Linked DNA regions of Homo sapiens: region 1 is linked to region 2. The links are chromatin contacts, found by Hi-C in ENCODE. All regions are on one chromosome and are shown on one strand. Each heading gives the region's core, a stretch centred on a gene start or an enhancer-like site at or near the end of the contact. The rest is flanking DNA. Distances are from core to core; before and after follow the strand shown.

Region 1 (7,511 bases), core at 487-2,986, 120 kb before region 2:
TTTCAGAAGCTAGAAGAATGAGCACTCTCCATCTGGAAGGGAAGCTCTGGGAGGCTCATCACAAGCATTCACTACATACCTGAATGAATAGAGTTCAGTCACCTGCCTTGAAGTCACTCAGAACTAGAAAAAATGAAAGTAACTACATGTATTTACTGTCTATGTTCTAAGCACTTGAAGCATTAACACTAATAATGGAGTAACAATTAACCTGCATTGAGTTCTTATCTCTTGGGTATTTTACGAAATTTTATATGCTTTATTTCATTTAATTTACTATTCACTTTTATTATTCTCTTACATAAGTGACTTACCCAGGATTTGAATTCAGACACTCTGCTCCAAAGTCTTCACTCTTATCCTCTATGCCATACCACCTATCTATAATGTATTGTTTCATTTTATTGTTACAAAAACACTATGAAGTAGTACCATTATTATTGTCATTATACAACGAGGAAGATGAGAATTGGGGAAGTTAAATAACCTTCCAAAGGCCACATGTTATTATAACTCAAATATGACTCTGTCTGATTCCAAAGCTCTTGATCTTCCTGAATCGATTGGAGGGAGTCCATTAAAAGTCGATAAATACTCACTTACTTATGAGTCCTTGGGGAGTAGTTTTTATTTAGCCTCATGAATTTGTGAGAGTCCACGGAACATTTCCTTTAGAATTGGAATGTGTGCCAATAAAGAGACAAACAGCTAGTTCATGAAGCCAAAGGAGGCTTTATGGACATCTCCTTTTCCTATGTTTCCATGCAAGGCTATTCAGAGCAATTCAGCAATTTCTGTCTGTAGGATTTCAAGTAATTCTGGAACTAGTCCCATAGTCAAGTCAGGGACCATATCTGATTCATCCCTGTATCCACCCCAACAAATGCCACATGATGGGTACTCAATAAACACTTGTTGACAGTATGAGCAAATGTATGAATGCCATGGAGACCAGCAGTTTCCAGGATCTCACCATCAAGGACCTATTTCCCTATTTCTCTCCACAAAGCCCTTCTCTTCTTAATAAATGCATATTTTTAAAGTAATACTTTATTTTCCCATTGCTAAAATTAAAGACACACAGAATACGCTAGAACTTCCAATCAGCAGTAGGTAGTCAATACTAAACCTGGATTAATAAAACGATCCTGCCAACAGTGAAGTAGCATTTTTGTTAACTCATGTGACTATGGATTAAGGGTAATTGATTTGTGTTGTGGGTTTCAACATTACTGCCTCTAATAGTACTAGATCCAGAACTCTTAAGTGGATCTAACTACTGAGAGCCAAAGGATAAACCTAGATAGTCCTTGAGATATTTGCTCCAAGCAAAATCAGAAATGTAAAACTTCCTTTCATCACAGCTCTTTCTTATCAAATGGAAATTTTTCCAAAGAAGGGAAAGGAAGGACAGTGCTAGCGATAGAAACTGTCTGCTTTGAGGAAGGTAAATTGCTTTTGAGCTTTGAGTACCCAAATTCCCCGTGCATTTGCACTGAGTGAGGGGCTACTTGTGCCGAGGAAGAAACTGTGAAGTGAGAACATGTGATCCCACACAGAAGAGTTCTGCCCTTGAAAGAAAACCCATTGTCTGTTTCCTGGCAATCGAAATCTTATTAACATACAGAAGGGTCTCTTTGTTTAAAAATTGCAAAGCTTTCTTTATTCTTTCATTCCCCTGGAAAACTAGAAGACAAAATAGTCCCTGCACGCCAGGAGGCCCCCATCAAGGGCTGGCTGTGCTCACATTCTGTCTCCTGGCAGGGTTTGTGACTCATTTTGAAACCCTGACTTGGAGCAAACGATGAGCCTGAGGACAGAGTGCATTTTATGAACTCTTAAACACCATTTTTTCTTGTAGTTTATATGAACTTATTTTAATTGAAAATGGATTTTTAATGGTTTTCCTTGCCACAACAAAAATAAGGGCTGCTGTTGCCATTATCAAAGGAAACGGATGGCATATTTTGCTTTGATTTGTCTGCATTACTTTTTGTTAAACAAAACAAAAGCTAAACTAAACTAACAACCTTCTTGGCATGTAAATAAGATGAGATATGTCCCATGTACTTCTGAGGGCTTGGAATTTTCCACTTGGAAAACTGAAAACATCCAGTGTCGTTAGGATGAGGGTGAGGCTTGGTCAGTTCCTGTGCCCAATATTTTTGGTGCAACAGCAGCTCTTCTATGCAAATCCTGCATCTCCCAAAATATGACTGTACCCAAGGCTGTGGCTGAGTAGTTTTGAATGACCCTGGAGTACATTTGAGTAATAGTATCAAAGATATTGTCACCTGGGTATGTGTTGGCAGTGAGGTGGTGTGGCATGACTGTGATCCTTGTAGTAACCCCAAAGTATTATCATTGCTAATCTTACAAATGGAGAAAATTGAGACTCAGAAGGTTTGCATAATTTATGTAAGATTATAAATAAAGTACATTACTCTACTCTAGTCAGGACCAAAACTCAAATTTTTAACATCAATTCAGTTGATGTGATTGTTTTTGTTTGTTGGTTTTAAAAATAAATCTCTCAGCAAAGGCTGTGCTTGTTTCTGATCACCATTGTGTCCTCAGCACACAGAATAATATTTAGCAAATAAGGGTTGCTTTATAAATATTTGTCAAACGGATGTCTTTATCAAGCTATAAATGGGGTTTGAATTTGATTTGGGCAGAGAATCTGGGAAAGTCAAGGTGAGGGGATTTTTTTCCTTTTGCAGCAACAAGGGGAAAATTCAGATTAATGTTTTCTTTAGCTGTGCCTTTAATTACTTTCTGTTTTACACCTAAATAGTTATAATAAATTAGTTCTGAAAATACATAATGAAGGACATAGTAAGACTTAGGAGGACTTTAGCCCTATTCAGGAAATCCCAGGTCACCTAAAAGCTCAAGACTTGCTTGCTAGAGTATTGTTTTTCAGATAATTCATATGACTTAATTATTTCTCTGAGTGTAATTTTAGGGGAAAAATATTTTTTAAATGAACTGTTTTCATCAGACATAAATCAGATATGCTGCTTCCTACACAGAGATGAATTTAGCAAAAACCATAAGCCTTGTGTTTACAGATGCTATGATTTATGACACACATTTGTCTACCTGAGGTTATTTTGAACCCCTCACCATTGTTTTAACCTATAGATGCAAAGACCCTGCCTTTTACCACTGAATGCTTCAGTGTATGAAATACTAACCTTCTGGGCAAGAGTTTCTTTTCATGTTGTCATTCTCTTCTTTACATTTTCAAGTGAAATTTCTAAACTTTCAAAAATGACAAGACTGACAAGAAAACACATTTGAAAATCTGTCACAGTTGACTTTAATTAGTTGGTCTGTGGGGGCTCAGTTGCTCAAAGGAAGAAAGATCCATGATCATTATTTTAAACTTTGCAGATCAATGAAGCCTTCATTTCTTAGGCTGGGTTGGGACGGGCAGTCACAAGCCATTGACGTTTTTGTTTGTTTGTTTGTTTGTTTGTTTTTGTCTTTTATTTTATATTATTTTATTATTATTATACTTTAAGTTCTAGGGTACATGTGCACAATGTGCAGGTTAGTTACAAATGTATACATGTGCCATGCTGGTGTGCTGCACCCGTTAACTCGTCATTTAGCATTAGGTATATCTCCTAAAGCTATCCCTCCCTCTTCCTCCCACCCCACAACAGTCCCCAGAGTGTGATGTTCCCCTTCCTGTGTCCATGTGTTCACACTGTTCAGTTCCCACCTATGAGTGAGAATATGCGGTGCTTGGTTTTTTGTTCTTGCGATAGTTTACTGAGAATGATGATTTCCAATTTCATCCATGTCCCTACAAAGGACATGAACTCATCATTTTTTATGGCTGTATAGTATTCCATGGCGTATATGTGCCACATTTTCTTAATCCAGTCTATCATTGTTGGACATTTGGGTTGGTTCCAAGTCTTTGCTATTGTGAATAGTGCCGCAATAAACATATGTGTGCATGTGTCTTTATAGCAGCATGATTTATAGTCCTTTGGGTATATACTCAGTAATGGGATGGCTGGGTCAAATGGTATTTCTAGTTCTAGATCCCTGAGGAATCACCACACTGACTTTCACAAGGGGTGAACTAGTTTACAGTCCCACCAACAGTGTAAAAGTGTTCCTATTTCTCCACATCCTCTCCAGCACCTGTTGTTTCCTGACTTTTTAATGATTGCCATTCTAGCTGGTGTGAGATGGTATCTCATTGTGGTTTTGATTTGCATTTCTCTGATGGCCAGTGATGGTGAGCATTTTTTCATGTGTTTTTTGGCTGCATAAATGTCTTCTTTTGAGAAGTATCTGTTCATGTCCTTTGCCCACTTTTTGATGGGGTTGTTTGTTTTTTTCTTGTAAATTTGTTGGAGTTCATTGTAGATTCTGGTTATTAGCCCTTTGTCAGATGAGTAGGTTGTGAAAATTTTCTCCCATTTTGTAGGTTGCCTGTTCACTCTGATGGTAGTTTCTTTTGCTGTGCAGAAGCTCTTTAGTTGAATTAGATCCCATTTGTCAATTTTGGCTTTTGTTGCCATTGCTTTTCGTGTTTTAGACATGAAGTCCTTGCTCATGCCTATGTCCTGAATGGTAATGTCTAGGTTTTCTTCTAGGGTTTTTAAGGTTTTAGGTCTAACGTTTAAGTCTTTAATCCATCTTGAATTAATTTTTGTATCAGGTGTAAGGAAGGGATCCAGTTTCAGCTTTCTACATATGGCTAGCCAGTTTTCCCAGCATCATTTATTAAATAGGGAATCCTTTCCCCATTGCTTTTTTTTCTCAGGTTTGTCAAAGATCAGATAGTTGTAGATATGTGGCATTATTTCTGAGGACTCTGTTCTGTTCCATTGGTCTATATCTCTGTTTTGGTACCAGTACCATGCTGTTTTGGTTACTGTAGCCTTGTAGTATAGTTTGAAGTCAGGTAGCGTGATGCCTCCAGCTTTGTTCTTTTGGCTTAGGATTGACTTGGGGATGCGGGCTCTTTTTTGGTTCCATATGAACTTTAAAGTAGTTTTTCCCAATTCTGTGAAGAAAGTCATTGGTAGCTTGATGGGGATGGCCTTGAATCTACAAATTACCTTGGGCAGTATGGCCATTTTCACGATATTGACTCTCCTTACCCATAAGCATGGAATATTCTTCCATTTCTTTGTATCCTCTTTTATTTCCTTGAGCAGTGGTTTGTAGTTCTCCTTGAAGAGGTCCTTCACTTCCCTTGTAAGTTGGATTCCTAGGTATTTTATTCTCTTTGAAGCAATTGTGAATGGGAGTTCACTCATGATTTGGCTCTCTGTTTGTTATTGGTGTATAAGAATGCTTGTGATTTTTGTACATTGATTTTGTATCCTGAGACTTTGCTGAAGTTGCTTATCAGCTTAAGGAGATTTTGGGCTGAGACAATGGGGTTTTCTAGATATACAATCATGTCATCTGCAAACAGGGACAATTTGGCTTCCTCTTTTCCTAATCGAATACCCTTGATTTCCTTCTCCTGCCTAATTGCCCTGGCCAGAACTTCCAACACTATGTTGAATAGGAGTGGTGAGAGAGGGCATCCCTGTCTTGTGCCAGTTTTCAAAGGGAATGCTTCCAGTTTTTGCCCATTCAGTATGATATTGGCTGTGGCTTTGTCATAGATAGCTCTTATTATTTTGAGATACATCCCATCAATACCTAATTTATTGAGAGTTTTTAGCATGAAGGGTTGTTGAATTTTGTCAAAGGTCTTTTCTGCATCTATTGAGATAATCATGTGGTTTTTGTCTTTGGCTCTGTTTATATGCTGGATTACATTTATTGATTTGCATATATTGAACCAGCCTTGCATCCCAGGGATGAAGCCCACTTCATCATGGTGGATAAGCTTTTTGATGTGCTGCTGGATTCGGTTTGCCAGTATTTTATTGAGGATTTTTGCATCAATGTTCATCAAGGATATTGGTCTAAAATTGTCTTTTTTGGTTGTGTTTCGGCCCAGCTTTGGTATCAGGATGATGCTGGCCTCATAAAATGAGTTAGGGAGGATTCCTTTTTTTCTATTGATTGGAATAGTTTCAGAAGGAATGGTACCAGTTCCTCCTTGTACCTCTGGTAGAATTCGGCTGTGAATCCATCTGGTCCTGGACTCTTTTTGGTTGGTAAGCTATTGATTATTGCCACAATTTCAGATCCTGTTATTGTTCTATTCAGAGATTCAACCTCTTCCTGGTTTAGTCTTGGGAGGGCGTATGTGTCGAGGAATTTATCCATTTCTTCTTGATTTTCTAGTTTATTTGCGTAGAGGTGTTTGTAGTGTTCTCTGATGGTAGTTTGTATTTCTGTGGGATCGGTGTTGATATCCCCTTTATCATTTTTTATTGCGTCTATTTGATTCTTCTCTCTTTTTTTCTTTATTAGTCTTGCTAGCGGTCTATCATTGACATTTTTATAATAATCTTTATCCCCCAGTGCATCAGAGAGTTCTGTAAAAATTAATGAATTGATTTTGGAAATTTATTTCATTCAATAAAAGATACACTTCATTGAAAATTAAATGCATTCAAAACAAATTCATTAAAAGACACAAATTTTTTATTATCCACAATTGTTCGCCCATAACTGTAAAATATAAGTTTAGAGGTGTTAGAGAAGTAGCATATATGAAATACAATTGTTATAAAGGTATTATATATACACAAATACATATACTTAAAAAAGAATTTGACATGGATTTATAATACATTTCTAATAAACTTAATTCTAATTAATAAAATGATAATCAACTATAATTATAATTAATAATTAATATATAATAAAATAGATTAAATACATCTGATTATATAAAAAAATTAATTCTAATAAACTTTACTCTTATAAAGATGATGATGATGATTACTGCTTTCATTATCATTAGCACAGAACCTCCTGACACTATATGTACAACACAAGGAAAGGCACCTTTCAAATTGACTGGTCAATTTGAAAATTTGTAAAAGTTAAAATTCTTCAAGTCAATATTTTTTGTAAAAAATTACTTTTATTCAGCAAAAAAGCAGTGAGTCCACAAACTAAAATCTGTGGCAGTAGCCACATGAGGAATACTGAGTAGCATTTTTATGAATTATGTTACTGCATATACTTCTGTTCTAAAAGTAAACTTTGTTTCTAAACAAAAAGCCTGTTCATTTATTCAGCAAATATTTACTGAGTCCTTAGCCTGTGCCATGCACTGTGCTAAGCACCCAGGCTACAACAGTAGGAAAACAGCCCTCAAAGAGCTTACAGTCTAGTTGGGGAGACAGACATTGATCAAACGCATAAATACGATTACAATTCTGACTAGTGTTTCGAAGAAGTGACATTTAAACTTTCACCTGAAAGATGAAAGTACGTTACTCTAGTCAGGACCAGAACTGAAATTTCTCTTTTAACACCAAGTGACGGGGCAGGGAAGATAAAGCATCTTTGGAAAAACAAAACAAAACAAATAAGAACAACAACAACAACAAACCAGAAGTTTC
Region 2 (7,388 bases), core at 3,169-5,668:
GTAGTGCTTTAGAAAAAATACCTTAGTAATGTATTCAAGATGTTTGGGACAACAGGAGGACAAGAAACAAACTAGAAAGCTGACCCAAGAGTCTAGGTACAATTCATCTGACTTCAATAGGCTTTTTTTTTCTGCCTTTTCCCACAAAGCTCTAAATTGGAATCCAACCTAAGTTTCTGTATAATCCTAGAAGGGGCAAAACTTGGCAGAAGTTTGGCTTTATTGTCTCAAACTAGATTTCTATTACTATGTTAGACCAGTTTTAGATTTGGAGACTAAATTGTAGCTCATTTTCTTTCCATTCCAAAGAATCACCAAAGAGTTTATTCCATTTAATATCATCATTATGCATTGTTCAACAACTCAACAAACACATAAATAAAAGCAATTCTTGGAGCATTTTGCTATATGAAAGATTGTTACCTCTTATTGCCAAACACATGAGAATCTACATAGTGGAATTTAGCTAAGGGCACATTTGTAGAGGCGTATTCAGCAATTTTCTCACAAACTCTTTGTGTGTAGACAACTCAATTCAATCAACATTGATTTAACTTTTATGTTTATCAAATATAAAGATAAATATTATTCAGGCTCAGTATAAAGGAACTTTGAATCTATTAAGTGGACTAAGAGTGGGCAATAATAAAGCACACAATGATCATAATATCCGGCAATAGTAAGTGAGTTCCATATGAAAGGTAAAAAGAGATTCATATGTTTAAAGGGTGGAGGAATCATGTAGCATCTGATCTAAAGTGTGAAAATGATTGTGAAATGTAGAAAAAATTTAAGAAGGAAATACATTTGGAATGGCCCCCAAAGAAGAGGTACACAATACACTACATTTGTGATTGGGGAAGAAAAAGTTTCAAGGGAAAAAATATAATGGCAAGAGAAACCATAGGCCATTTTGAGGATCAGCAAGTTATCCAATTTGGCTAGATGGTGGACTATGCAAAATGAAGGAGAGAAAATGAGTCTAAAGGGTAATATGGAATAAAATTGCTCAAGGTTTCCAATATTAGGGACTGGGACTCTGTAGCTAATTTCGTGGTTTCCTTAAAAGAATAACACTGAGATTTTGAATAGGGTTGTGCTACTGAGAGGTGAACTCTAGAGTATCCTTGCAGAGTAGATTAGAAGAAATTACAGGAGGAGTTCTAAAGCTCAGAGACCAGCTAAGCCACTGATGCAATCTTCAAGGTATGGTTTCATAATGGCTGGAAGTGGAACTGTAGCCATAGACATGATGGCAAGGTGGAAAAATGAGGAATGCATAGAAGAGATACTTCAAAGATAAAAGCTAAATAAAAGATAAAATTGCCTCATGTATTTAGCATCTAAAAGGATAGGAGGAGTCAGGGAGTGAGGATGTGATCTCTGTGATATGATGTTTCTATTATCTGTCTGAACATTAGAATACTAAGACAGGTGGACTAGGAAGCAATCAATACAAAGGTGATCAATAACCCCATGGAAGTAGATGAAATCTCAAATGAAAGAAAAGGGGTGAGGATAAAATCCTAGATGGGTGTAGGAAGAGAATCATAGAGGAAGGCAGAAGAGGAATTTCCTAAGTGTTCAGAGAAACACATGTATTATATTTTGTCCAGGAAGCCAATAGTGGATTTAGAAGAGGTCATTCAGTTTGGCAATTAGGAGGTTAATGGTGGTCATTGAGAGAATAGTTGGTGTAGGCTGGTTGTATTTATCACATAGATTTCAAAGAGTGAAGTGAATGAGGAGTAGATGGCAAAACATCAAATGCAGTCAATTTAGACTATCTTTCTAATAATTTTAGTAGGAAAGAGAAGACACAAAGAGTGTGGAAGCCTGAGGTCCAAAATACCTTCTGTTTCCTCCATATTTGAGAGTTTTGATCTATGATCCCCCAATTGAAATAGTTCAATCTGCCATTTCACTTTATCTACTCACATATTGACTGACAAAGCACACTCTGAAGAGTTTTTGAAATAGATGGGGTCATTAGCCTTGGCTCTAATAAGAAATTATAGTACTTTTGCTATAATGATAAGTTGGCATGTGAATACTTAGCATGTGAAAAAGCCTTCAGATAGCAGCTTCCATTGTTCATTATTTTATATTTGTGGTTATTTTCTTGGCAGAAAATACCATTTGGCTATGAATCTATTATCATTAAAAGAGGAATAATGGTTTTTAACAGAATACATATTCTCCTTCTGGTAAAATGATAATTGCTCCATCTTAACTCTCCATGTCCTGGCCCTCATTTTCTCCTGCACCCTTCTGTTTTTTTACAATTATATGCTTTCTACTGGTCAGTCAATAGCAACTATCTACCTTATGAAAATAGGAGATTTTGTGTGAGAAGGTCTTCTGTGTTACCAGCCAAAACTTCAGAAGGCCTGCAGTTGCTGAAGCAACTCAGCCAGTGCCAGTAAACTTCATAGCAGACTTTGTTTTTCAGCAGCACACATCTAAATATTGTTTAGAGAACACCTATATTCTTTGCATGCACAGAGTCAGACCTGAGCACAACTGCACACAAGTATTCAATTCCTAGCTCTGAAACAATCACCTACTCATCAGTCCCAATTAGCCTACTTCTACTTCCCAAAGCCACTGGACACTTTGTTGTATGTATCAGACCAGAAATATTTCTCTCTGGGTTGCAACTTTTCCTATAAGGGCCAGACGGTAAATATTTTAGGCTTTTCAGGCTGGAGAGCCTCTGTTGCCAGCTTCTTAACTCTACCATTGTAGCACAAAAGCAACCATAAACAATGGCCAATTGTGTGACTTTATTCCTATAAAACGTTATTTACAAAAACGGGCATCAGGCTAGTTTACCAATCCCTGCTCTAGAAAAAGGACTCATGAGTGAGATATGTCATTTAACCTTCCAAAAGAACCCAAGATGGAGAACCCAAATACATTGTTGAAAAGATTCTAGATTCTTAGTTGGTGCTGGGTCAATTCTAGTGTTTGGATCACAGACATTCGCATTCCATCTCAAGGATTTCCCCTTACCATCCTTAACTCTCTCCACCTGTGTTTTTCCAGTGCCACAGCATACAATCTTACTTCTCTGTCCTCTTCATAGCCCACATTACAAATAAAGTCCTCTTTAAGCTCATCCTACTGGCACCTAACTTTGCATCTCTCTGTATTATGACTTCCAGTATTTGCCTTTAGCTCCAAACACCTTGAACTCAGGACAAATGAATTTTATTTTAGGACCTCAAAGACCAATTAAAGAAAGAAATATGCAAATTAAATGACATATATTCTTGTCCAATCACCAAATATTTCTTTTCCTGTTTATCTTCTCAGGTAATCAAGGGTGAAGCTGCTATCCCAGCCCCAAACTAGCTTCAACACTGGTCTGCAGCACACCACTCTACTTTCTCTTTAGGCCCAAATTTCAATCTTTAAAATCTCAATGTAGTATAAGAGAGAGAAAAAAGACTGGAAATCAGATCATCTGTATTCCAGTTCTGACTTACTCTGGCCTTGGGAAAGTTACTACCATGTATATTAAACTATGTGACCTTTGAGTGGTGGGTTCCCAGCTGTGTTTCAAGTAATCTTTAGACTTGCTGAGATCATCATTTCCCACCATGTGATAAAAATCTAAGCTGTCTAAGGAATATTTGTTTTAGTTGTTTTCTACTGCTTTGAAAAAAGTTTGAAAAACACTTGTTTTACAAATGAGGGACCAGTGTTCCAATGAGGTATAGTGATTTATTGAAGCTCACATAGCTGGTAGCTGCTTAGTGCAGAAACAAGACTAGAATATGTATCCACATTCTCAGTCCCTATAGTTTTTTTTCTTTTCTATTGCACTATTTTGTTCTGCTTCACCTTAGGATGAAATCCATTTTACTTCAATCTAAAGTTAAATTGCAACCATTTCAGAGAAGCGTAATCATCATTACATATAAAGAGCCCATTTGATCATTGCTATTTTAATTCTTTCCAAATTAAATTTTCTGTTTGGTTTTGCTGGCATATAGAAACACTTTTTACTATAATAAACTTGTGTTGATAAATCATACTAAATTCATTTATTAATTCTAATGTTTGTAGATTCTTTTGAATTTTCTACATACACAATCACATTGTCTCCAAAAACATTTCTTAAATAGTTACCAATAACTATTCTATAATCAAAAACTAAGAATCTATACATTCCTAAGGGGGGCAGCAATTTTAAGCAATTAATCTAAAGGATTCTTTAAAATGGAAAGAGAGATTTCTATGCAGTAGCAATAGCTACTACAATAGCCCTTGAATTGAAAACTCACTGAAAATTCAGGACTCTGTGTAACATCCAACACCCAGAGTTTCAGGGTTACTACTGATTGGTGTAATCATTTGCAAAGTTCAAGTTCCAGAGAACATTTATTTTGACAACCCTCTAGGTGTTGCTAGGCTTCTGGGATATGACAGCATTGCCTTGTGTTAGCTAGCAATAAGAAAAGAAGCTTTGTTTGGATTAACATATATACCCTCTTCATTCTGCATACCTATTTTTTCCCCAATAATTTGCAGCTTAGGTCCGAGGACACCACAAACTCTGCTTAAAGGTGAGTAATATGATGATTTCATTTTCAATCTTAATATTTCAAAATTGTTAATCATGTTTCCAACAAAATTACAATTTCATGCATAAAAATATGTAACTCAGACTATAACCATTTCTTTGTCTTTCTTTTTTATAATTGCTTTGTTTAAATCTGAAAAGAACCAGAGGTCATGTTTTTTAAACAAATGTCATTCCAGAGGACATTTGAGATCAAGTTTCTCTATGAGTTAAATTAGTTAAAAGTAAAGCAAACATACTCTTTAGCCAAGGTCAGTCATGCACCTGGACTACCCAGCTTACCTTGGCGATAGTAAAGGTAGAAAGATAGAAAGGCTCATTTCTTGAGCCTCTGGGCATGCACAGAAAAAAATAATAAGAAATAAGAAATTCAGTAAGTTTACATGGAGATGTAAAGGAAGAACCTATAGCTGGGGATAAACTAGAGCATCCTCAGAAATCTGTTGGGTAAGATATGCTGAACTGCCTTGCAGACAAATGGTTCATGTGAGTAAAATACATTAGAAAGTGACAGGTTAGAATAAGATGGGCTTCATTTTAATTGAAATTCTCTAAATGCTCATAAAGCTATCATCAATGGTTCAATGGGATCACTGATTTTTGGAAAACTCAAGAGGGGATGGCAACTATGAGAAAACTGAAGAATTTCTGCTTTTCTACGATGGCACTGAAGTGGAAGACTTTTTTCCTATCTTCCTCTATTGACCGAACATTCTTTTATTCTATGTTTGTATGAAAATTGTACAGTAATGGGTAAAATGCCTGTGTGTAATTTTAGATACCTCCAGAATGCCTAGAGATGTGGAAATTAATAAATAAGAAACCATATAATACAATATGCTAGGCCATCATAACAAAAAAATTCAGAGAAGTAATTATTTTTATTTGATTAAAAATTGTTGCTGGGCTTGGTGGCTCACGCTTGTAATCCCAGCACTTTGGGAGGCCGAGGCAGGTGAATCACAAGGTCAGGAGTTCAAGACGAGCCTGACCAAAATGGTGAAACCCCGAGTTCACTAAAAATACAAAAATTAGCTGGGTGTGGTGGCAGGGGCCTGTAATCCCAGCTACTCGGGAGGCTGAGGCAGAGAATTGCTTGAACCCAGGAGGCTGAGTTTATAGTGAGCTGAGATCCTGCCACTGCAGTCCAGCCTGGGTGAAAGAATGAAACTCTGTCTCAAAAAAATAAATAAATAAAAATAAAATTGTTTTAACATAAAACAATTTGTATTCCTAATAATAGAATATTAAAAAAGAAAAGCTACCAATTAGCTCTTTCATTAGTACCTCATCAAATAAGTTTTAATGTTACCATCTTAATTTATATCAGGCTCCATATTGCCTCAGAACAGTTATAGCTTAAAGAGCGATCAGAATATTTTATAAGGGTTCTGTTTTTGCAGTTTTTGATGATAATTGGAATAAAACTCACCCATACCTTTCAAGCTTTTGGAAGTTAAAAGACAGTGTCTGCTGAGAACTGAGAATTAGTAATCTCTTGCAATTTAACTTCTCCAAATTATTTACATGAAAATTTCACCAGAAGCTTTAAGAATTTGTTTTCTCTACAATTGAGGAAATATTCTGGAAGATATCTGTCTTGTCCAACATCTAATAAGAAAAAAAAACAACAACAAAGTATCTATTTAGTTTTTCTTGCTGAAAAGGTCCCTGTATGAGAAAATTCCAATTTTGGCAGTGGGGGGCAAGGGTGAAGGGTATAGGGGAGTGGCTTCTCTAGTCTATCTAGTGGTTGAAAGGAAAGCTTCACATTATTTGGGAGCCTCAGCTCCCAAATGTTTGGGACTCACATTATATGTCTGATCACGACTTAAATTCTATCTGGCTACTATTGTCCCAATACCCTGTGGTTCTGTGTTGCTGAGGAAAACCAGGAAAGGCGAGTTACTTACCGACGAACTAGAATCAGCTTGCAAGTGGAGTGGGAAAAAAAGCCCCTCATTTTTTTTTATTATACTTTAAGTTCTAGGGTACATGTGCACAACGTGAAGGTTTGTTACATATGTATACATATGCCATGTTGGTGTACTGCACCCATTAACTCGTCATTTAGCATTAGGTATATGTCCTAATGCTATGCCTCTCCCCTACCCCCACCCCACTACAGGCCCCGGTGTATGATGTTCACCACCCTGTGTCCAAGTGTTCTCATTGTTCAATTCCCACCTATAAGTGAGAACATTCAGTGTTTGGTTTTCTGTCCTTGTGATAGTTTGCTCAAAATGATGGTTTCCAACTTCATCCATGTCCCTACAAAGGATATGAACTCATCATTTTTTATGGCTACATAGTATTCCATGGTGTATATGTGCCACATTTTCTTAATCCAGTCTATCATTGATGGACATTTGGGTTGGTTCCAAGTTTTTGCTATTGTGAATAGTGCCACAATAAACATATGTATGTATGTGTCTTTATAGCAGCATGATTTATAATCCTTTGGGTAGATACCCAGTAACAGGATGGCTGGGTCAAATGGTATTTCTAGTTCTAGATCCTGGAGGAATCACCACACTGCCTTCCACAATGGTTGAACTAGTTTACAGTCCCACCAACAGTGTAAAATGTTCCTATTTCTCCACATCCTCTCCAGCACCTGTTGTTTCCTCACTTTTTAATGATCGCCATTCTAACTGGTGTGAGATGGTATCTCACTGTGGTTTTGATCTGCATTTCTCTGATGGCCAGCGATGATGAGCATTTTTTTCATATCTCTGTTGGCTGCATAAATGTCTTCTTTTGAGAAGACATTTCTCAAATGTCAAGGGTCTGTTCA

What was found. A loop is a pair of places that touch in the nucleus more often than their neighbours do. Pooled maps may share reads with other maps.
Region 1: a pooled map shows a loop between it and region 2 (1.9-fold over the local background). The contact joins the enhancer-like site here to the promoter of C6 in region 2. A Hi-C loop is called at or near these places in 1 of 50 pooled maps.

What each region holds. Positions count from the first base shown.
Region 1 is chr5:41,329,101-41,336,611 of GRCh38, reverse strand. The region is part of intron 2 of PLCXD3 (phosphatidylinositol specific phospholipase C X domain containing 3); the gene reads left to right. Among named protein-coding and RNA genes, the nearest start is that of C6, 120 kb to the right of the region's middle. RefSeq lists a silencer at 1,789-1,838. Within about 2 kb of position 1,736, at least 6 of the 41 ENCODE cell types and tissues checked have a DNase peak (open chromatin) inside an H3K27ac peak, as active enhancers do.
Region 2 is chr5:41,210,562-41,217,949 of GRCh38, reverse strand. It overlaps C6 (complement C6), which reads left to right and starts at 4,418. Exons shown (of 18, transcript NM_000065.5): 1 at 4,418-4,574.